Regions from separate parts of the Homo sapiens genome. Here region 1 is linked to region 2. Evidence: chromatin contacts called from ENCODE Hi-C or POLR2A ChIA-PET data. All regions are on one chromosome and are shown on one strand. The core of a region is the stretch at or near the end of the contact, and the rest is flanking DNA. Distances in the headings are between cores, read along the strand shown. Region 1 overlaps VAV3 (vav guanine nucleotide exchange factor 3). Region 2 overlaps VAV3 (vav guanine nucleotide exchange factor 3).

Region 1 (3,803 bases), core at 916-3,415, 130 kb after region 2:
GATGGAAAACATGAGGAAAAAAGCATCTGTACTGAACACGTACATCCTTTTTCCTTGTCATTAATCCATAAACAATTCAGTATAACAACTATTTACATAGTATTTACATTTACATTGTATTAGGTATTATAAGGGATCTAGAGATGATTTAAAGTATATGGGAGTATGTGCTTGCTTATATACAAATATTATGTCATTTTATATCAGGGACTTGAGAATCTGTAGATTTTGTTATCTGAGGGAGGTACTGGAACAAATCCTCCATGCATTCTGAGGAATGATTGTAGTTCTTTTTTTTGGGTGATGAGCCTAGAAAATAAAATGCACTGTACATTATAACATTTGTGGTTATGTTAGGTTTGGTCTACAATGTTGGACTGAGCAACACCTCATTTGAAGAAAACTGGTGGTTAGGATTGTTCACTGTGCTTTATTATAGAGGATTTACAATAAAAATATTGGTATTTTCACAGCAAGAAAAATTGTACCAAATATTCCAACGTATGTTCTTACCCTCAAGGGTTGAAGATAGTAAAAGCCATTATTGGAGACTTAAATTTCAAAATGGTGGCATAGAAGCAAGCTGGCTTCAATGGCCCCCACAGAAAACCAAAATCAAATGTACAGCAGCAAGACTAACAATATCCCAGAACTCAGTATGAGGATGAGTGAGTTCCTGGGGCCACAGAGAAGTAAAGACACTCCAAGCAGATGGTAGACTATAACTTCCATATCTGTGATGCCTTTTCCCCCAGTCAGCCCAGCAGCAAGCACATGGAAAATGTTCCACAACTCATGGTTTCTAACACTGGAAAAAGTGAGATTGAGGTGGACAGCCATCTTCCCCATTGTCTTGTGTTCCCTCACAGGAGACCTGCCCTGCCTAAACCCATAGGAAGCAGCACAAGGGCCTGAAGGGAGAAATATCCCTGAGGACAACTGGAGACAAAAGGCAGAGGCAGGGCTACCATCTGTAGCCCTGGAAACTCTGCTTTGTAACTTGGCCAAAGGAGATGCCAAGTCAGTGGCTTTTCAGTACCATGCTATAGGTGGTACATTCCACAGATATCCTGGGCACAAACCCTGAGCCAGCCTCCCCACACTGCTAGTATCCCTTTTGAGACCTCCCTCATTTGGGACTAGTAGCACACTAATTGTTTGCTTGAGCCAAGGAAAACCTGGGTTTAAGGTTCCATCTAATGCTGGAAAGGAGGCCACAACCTAGCAAAGAAAAAAGAATGTAACAGGTAAATTACAAAGAATCTATAAGCAAACATACCCAACAAAAAACAAAACAAGCCAGACAGAGAAGACTGGAATAAAGACACGGAGATGCATCCACAAGAAACAATAGTAAACAGGGAACCATGACCTCCCCAAATGGACAAAGAAGGGAACCAGTGACCAAACCTAATGAAACAGCAATATGTGAGCTCTCTGAACAAGAATTCAAAATAGCAATTTTAAGGAAACTCAGTCATCTCCAAGATAACACAGAAAAGCAATTCATAAATTTACCAGAGAAATTTAACAAAGAGATTGAAATGATTTTAAAAGATCAAACAAATTTGGAACTGAGAAATACATTTGCTGAGCTGCAAAATTTATCAGAGAGAGACTCAACAGCACAATTGCTCAGGCAGAGGAAAGGATCAGTGAGCTTGAAGATGGGCTATTTGAAATTACACAGAGGAGAAAAAAGAAAGAATGGAAAGGAATGACAGGTCACGTATGAGATATAGAATATTAGCTCAGAAGATGAAATATAAGAATTATTGGTGTTTGAGAGGGAGTTGAAGAAGAGCGAGGAGTAGAAAGATTATTCAAAGAAACAGTAGACAACTTTTCAAAACTTGAGAAAGAGGTAAATTTAGGCACAGAAAGGTCAGAGAAACAGCAAACAGATTCAACCCCAATAAGGCTTTACCAAGAAGCATAATAAACTCTCAAAGGTCAAGGACAAAGAAAGGATTTTAAAAGCAGAAAGAGAAAAGAAGCAAATAACATATAAAGGAACTCCAGTTGGTCTGGCAACAGACTTCTCAACAGAAAACATACATTTTCAAAGTGCTGCCAGGGGAATCAAAAAAAAAACCCAACCCCCACCCCACCCCTGCTGCCATCCAAGAGTATTGTTTCAACAACGCTATCCTTCACATATGAAAGAGAGATAATCTTTGCCAGACAGACAAAAGTTTAGAGAATTCACCACCACCAGACTTGTCTTACAAGAAATGCTAAAGAGAGTTTTTCATTCTGAAAGAAAAGATTAATGTGCAAAACAAACAAACAAAAAAAACCAAAAATATTTGAAAGTATAAAACCCACTGGTAAAACTGAAGTTCGGATACAGCCCCAGAATACTTTAATACTGCAATTATGATGTACAATACACTCATAACTTTAGTATGAATCCTAAAGCACAAAGTATCAAAAAGAATAATAGCTACAGAAACCTGTTGAGATAGTCAATACAAAAATGTGTAAATTGAGAAAACAAAAATGTGGAGAGAATGGAGTTAAAATAAAGATTAAAGTTCTCTCTTGTTTCTTTTTTGGGGTGATCTGTGATAAGTTGTCATCTCTGTAAAATGACTTGTTATGTCTACAAGATTTTTTTGTAAGCCTCATGGTAACCTACATGTTAAAACCTATAATAGATATGCTAAAATTAGAAAAAGCAATGAATTAAAACATGTTACCAGAGGAAGTCACTTAACCACAAAGGAAGACAGTAAAAAAGGAAGAACGGAGTTACAAAGCAACCAGAAAACAAGCAACAAAATGACACCAGTAAGTCCTTACCCATCAGTAATAGCACTGAGTATAAACAGATGCAGTTCTCCAATTAAAAGACATAGGCTGGATGAATACATAAAGAAACAAGACCTAACTATATGCTTCCTAGAAGAAACCCACCTCACCTATGAAGACACATGTAGGCTGAAAGTAATGGGATAGAAAAATATATTCTATGCAAGTAAAAACCAAAAAATGGGGGGAATAATTATACTTAGATAAACAGATTATTAGTCAAAGACTTTAGACTCTGCCTAATAGAGAAGGTGACTATATTAATAATATAAGGGGTCAATTCAGCAGGAAAATATAACAATTATAAATATGCATCCAACACTAAAGCACACAAAAGCAACATTAGTAAATCTGAAGGGAGAGATAGATTGCAATAAAGTAACAGTCATGGACTTTAACACTCCACTCTCAATAATGGATTAATCATCTAGATAAAAAAATCAACAAAGAAACAGCAGAGTTAAACTACTACACTAGACCAAATAGACCTAAATGACTTTTACAGAATGTGTCACCCAGCTGTTGTAGAATACACATTATTTTCATTAGCATATGGAAGTTCATCCAAAATGCACCGTATCTTAGGCCAGGAAACAAGTCTCAGCAAATTTAAAAGAGCAATATATCACATGTATTTTTTTACCACAATGAAATAAAACTAGAAATCAATCACAAGAAGAACCTCTCTGAAATGAGACAAACACATGGAAATTAAACAACATGCTCCTAAATGACCAAAGGGTCAATGAATAAATTAAGAAAGAAATTTTTAAAATTCATGAGACAAATTAAAGTGGAAATATGACATACCAAAATCTGTGGGATACAGCAACAGCAGTACTGAGAGGGAAGTTTATAGCAGTAAATACCTACATCAAAAAATATAAAGACTTCAAATGAACTAATGCACCTCAAGGAACTAGAAAAGCAAGAACAAACTAAACCCAGCCTTAAAAATGAAAAGTTGGTTTTCTGAAAAGATAAACAAT
Region 2 (3,928 bases), core at 943-3,442:
GTAAGTGCTCATTAAATGCCCAGTACATTAGGAGCCTTTGAGGTAATCAAAGCTACTTGTTGACATGAGAATATTTGAGTACTTCATGGGTTTAGTGTCATGAGATAATATCACATAAACCCTTTGGGTTTACCAAAACAGGAAACATGGAGAGAAAGGACAACCAAGTCATCCACTGGGCACTTCTGGATTGTTCTGACATCCTAATTATGTCCCTAGGCTGCAAGCTCTTCCCTCCATGCCTGCTTCCTCTTCCATTTCTGCCCCTTTCTTATCTACAGACCTGTTTCTACAGGGAACAGATATTTCAGTCTTTGGGAATTTATCCCTATTCCCTAGCCCCCCAAAAAACCCACCCCTGTGGTCCTGATAGTTTCCTCCCTTGAGAATCTAGATCCCTAAGACACTCCTGCCTCTCGCCTTCTTGGTCCCATCTGGCGGCTCCTTCCTCCTCAGCTTTCCTTGAGTTTAGGGCTGGCCCTTGACCTTAGTGCCTGAAGGATAGAAGGTGGGGACATTTCTCGAAGTTGGTTAGCCTGTTTTCTGGCTCGGGGATCGCCTCCTCTTCTGTAGGGTAATTGTTTCCCATTTTCATTCTTACCCTTCCCACCACCTGTTTATATATGAAGGGTCAAGAATACCTATAGCCCTGAGTCCATCCTCCCTGGCTCCCCAAGAAGGTTAGGCTTGATTCCATGCCAGGCATGTTGAGAAGACTGCAGACATGCTCTGTGTGACAGAGTGCATTTTATGATGCTTCAAAGCAAGGAGGCAAAGATAAAATGATTTCATTTTTCTATTTTCAGCTTTTTTGAGTTGAGGGTTGCTGGCCTATGAACTTGATCACAAGAGCCTTATTTATTTGGAAAAATGTATTCTAAATTCTAAGGACTAGACATGTTAGTGTACTACATTCTAAAATTTTTCTTAAATTGGGGCCTACCTATAGTGTATAGATATTAATGCAGTCATTATATTGTGTTAATAATTGGGACTACAAGCCTTAACCAGAGTCTTAGAATTTTATGAATTTTAATTTATAATTTTATTTTAAGGGTGCCACTAGAAACCTTGTGATTAACTTTAAGGGCTTTTTGGCTGTAATGACTGTAATTAGGATAATTATGCATACTTTCTTTAGCATTGTGTCAACATGATAGTGAGGGCATAAACAGCCAAGAAGCAGTTATAGGTATTCCCTGCTCATTTTGCATTCATCACACATTCATTGAATGTTTTGTACTTATCTCAAATAGTAGAGGATACCAATGGTGTAAGTTTAAGAATTACATGGTTCTTGTCCTCCAGAAACCATGGAGTCCAGCAGGAAGGAAATGACATACTGGTATTTGGCAGGCAGAGATGGAAGTTTGGTTTGAAGAAAACCTTTTGTGCTGATGTTACAGCTGCTGCAGTCACTAGCCACATTCATTGTGCAAAGGCTGGAGGATTCCACAGTCAGCATGGAAGGGACCAATTAGTCATGCGTGGGTTTCATCCTTGCCTCTATAAGAAGTAACATCTCAATAGTCATGGTGGTGTTTTGAATTTAAATAATCACACATTATTTCTTGGTATGTTTTTCAGATCGCCAAATATTGTGGTTTTGTGTCACATGTGCATTATTTGTTAAAACAGGATTATGGTGTGAATGATGGAGCTGTTTTTTTGGGGTGGCGGTGGAGGGTGTTATGTTTAGACTGTCACTCTTGCTAGGCATCCTTTGCCTGACTGTGTGTAAGGTGTGGCAATCTCAGTAGTCACATTGGCCCTCCCATTTCCCGTAGTCTTTGGAAATCTGACCGGCAGCATTGAGAAGTAAGTAAAAGGGGTGCCCTCTCAGATGTCCCTTCCTTTTAAGGAATGATGTGTATCAAATCACAAGATCGGTCGGGGAAGGAGCAGCGTGACACAGGTGTATCTTTTCTGTGGTTTGCGATGAGGCATAAGTGCATAAATTCCAACCAGGAAAGGAAGTGCAGGGAATTCTACTCTCAGGACATCCTTATGGTCCTGACAACTTCTTTGGCAATGTCAGCAGCCCTTGGCATTTTGTCATGCATTCTTCTCCAACTTGAAATTCAGGCTTAGTGCATGCAGTATGCCACAGTCAGGCTTGTGGCTACTCCAGGAGGGGAGCTGTGACTCATTCTTGAGTCACTTGGCCAGCTTTGGTTTCAATTAAGCAAATGAATGAAAACAATTAAAAACAGAAGTTGCCGACTAAGGCTAATAAAAGGGCAGCAGTAATTTTTGTCTACTGTCACTGTTGTTTCTCTAGATTGTCATATCTTTAAAAACTCGGTAAGACAAATCTGTTAGTGTTTGATTTTAGATTTCTTGTTTATAATCTAAAAATCAGACCCAGAATCTGATTTACCTTTTTGGTTCTAATCTAGTTATATTGTAATTCTAACACTATGCACAACTAATTTATATATTAAATATAGAATTTTTCATTGGCTAAATGCACTTTCCTCAAATTTGTAAGAGGTTTTCCACTATTCAAAAGTGTTACATGTTGCATTAAGTCATTGTTGATTATTCAAATTATTTTCAGATTTATTTTCCAAGTACTAAAAAAAATTGTGGGTGTATTTTCAGGATGTTTTATCTATCAATTCATATTTTTGAGCCCCTCCTCTCCCTTCTCAATTCACATTTTAAAAATTATTAGTTCATCAAATCTAGGAACTGTAATAATGTCCTACGTTTACTTTTCTCCCCAAATCATAAAATTTCAGTAAAGTTTCCAAAAGGGGCATAAATGTGTCCTCATCTCTCACACACTGAAAAGCAAAATTCTTCAACTGATGGGGTATTTTCACCTCTTTGATGTCTGTGTGCCTCTGTCATCGGTGTAGTTCAGAGCCTTATCTCCCTTCCATTAGACCATCACCTGATATACCATGGTTTCTTTCATCTCCTTGTCATTGTAATAGGAACACCTTTCCCTTTGCTGGTTAACTCCTATTTCTCTGCAAAATACAGCATAGGTAATGGCCTTGGTTGGCCTGTCTGTTTTTGGTGCCTCTCCTGTGTGCCTCCCTAGCACTTCCCCTTTGTCATGGTGCACACCACTGCACCCTATTGTCCCTTTGCCTCTGCCTACCTTGCTGTGAACTTATTCAGGTCACGGATGGTTTCTTACTCATTTCTGTAACTGCAATGAGTAAGTGAGTGAATGAAATGTTCATCCTCATTCTGATGGGGAAACTTATTTCTAATTTTAGGGACTGAGGACCAAATTTGTGTATTTGTCAGACCTGGCTTTTCATTTTCTCCAACCACTGAACATTTCAGTGCTCGTAACACTGTAGGAGAGAGTAGACCCTGTGGTCTCTGTGCAGTAGGTGCTGCTGCTCCTTTCTTCCTGGAGAATTATATATTTACTTCTTTGATATACCTTATCACTGTGAATTTTATTTGCTGACTGGCAGTGTAAACTCTGGCTTTCTAGAGGTTTATCTTAGGAAGAACTCAATATTTATTCACTTGAATGAAATCAAATAACATTTGGCTTAATTGCTTTAAAATGAAGGAATAATTAGAAGCAACTGCTTTGCTTTGGAGAACTGTAGGAAACTGTAATCTTACAGCTGTAATTGCCCCCAAATGGAGAAGACCTTAGGAATTTATGTTGAAAGTAGAACACTGCCAATTGTTCTCATTGGCAAATTGGCTGATATGAATGTTTGCCAACCGGAAACTTGCCCCATCAGTTCGCGTAATCTGTGGGAGGTGAATATATTTTATGAAGAAAAGTGATAGAGGGAAATTAGAGGCTATTGTTACTAGTGTGTGATGGGTTCATGTACTACCAACTCTTCTCCTCAAAGCTGCAGATAGCCTGGTCGTGCAAGAATTTGTTTCTTGTAGCACGTCTCCTCTCATTTGCCTCGCTGTGCCGCTATATTTTGTTTAGCAT

Evidence for each region. A loop is a pair of places that touch in the nucleus more often than their neighbours do. ChIA-PET counts read pairs that join two places held with the same protein, here RNA polymerase II (POLR2A). Pooled maps may share reads with other maps.
Region 1: a loop to region 2 is called in a map of OCI-LY7, with 2.1 times the contacts of the local background. The contact joins two enhancer-like sites. A Hi-C loop is called at or near these places in 1 of 168 maps with a recorded cell type or tissue (OCI-LY7), 1 of 37 single-sample maps with no recorded cell type and 6 of 50 pooled maps. POLR2A ChIA-PET finds 5 or more read pairs at or near these places in 4 of 52 experiments (OCI-LY7, activated B cell, common myeloid progenitor, CD34-positive and 1 more).

The regions. Positions count from the first base shown.
Region 1 is chr1:107,803,258-107,807,060 of GRCh38, reverse strand. All of the region lies in intron 2 of VAV3 (vav guanine nucleotide exchange factor 3), which reads left to right. Among named protein-coding and RNA genes, the nearest start is that of MIR7852, 92 kb to the left of the region's middle. Within about 2 kb of position 2,165, at least 3 of the 41 ENCODE cell types and tissues checked have a DNase peak (open chromatin) inside an H3K27ac peak, as active enhancers do; they include OCI-LY7, where a contact is called at or near this core.
Region 2 is chr1:107,934,840-107,938,767 of GRCh38, reverse strand. All of the region lies in intron 1 of VAV3 (vav guanine nucleotide exchange factor 3), which reads left to right. Among named protein-coding and RNA genes, the nearest start is that of VAV3-AS1, 28 kb to the left of the region's middle. RefSeq lists an enhancer at 1,956-2,492. Within about 2 kb of position 2,192, at least 15 of the 41 ENCODE cell types and tissues checked have a DNase peak (open chromatin) inside an H3K27ac peak, as active enhancers do; they include OCI-LY7, where a contact is called at or near this core.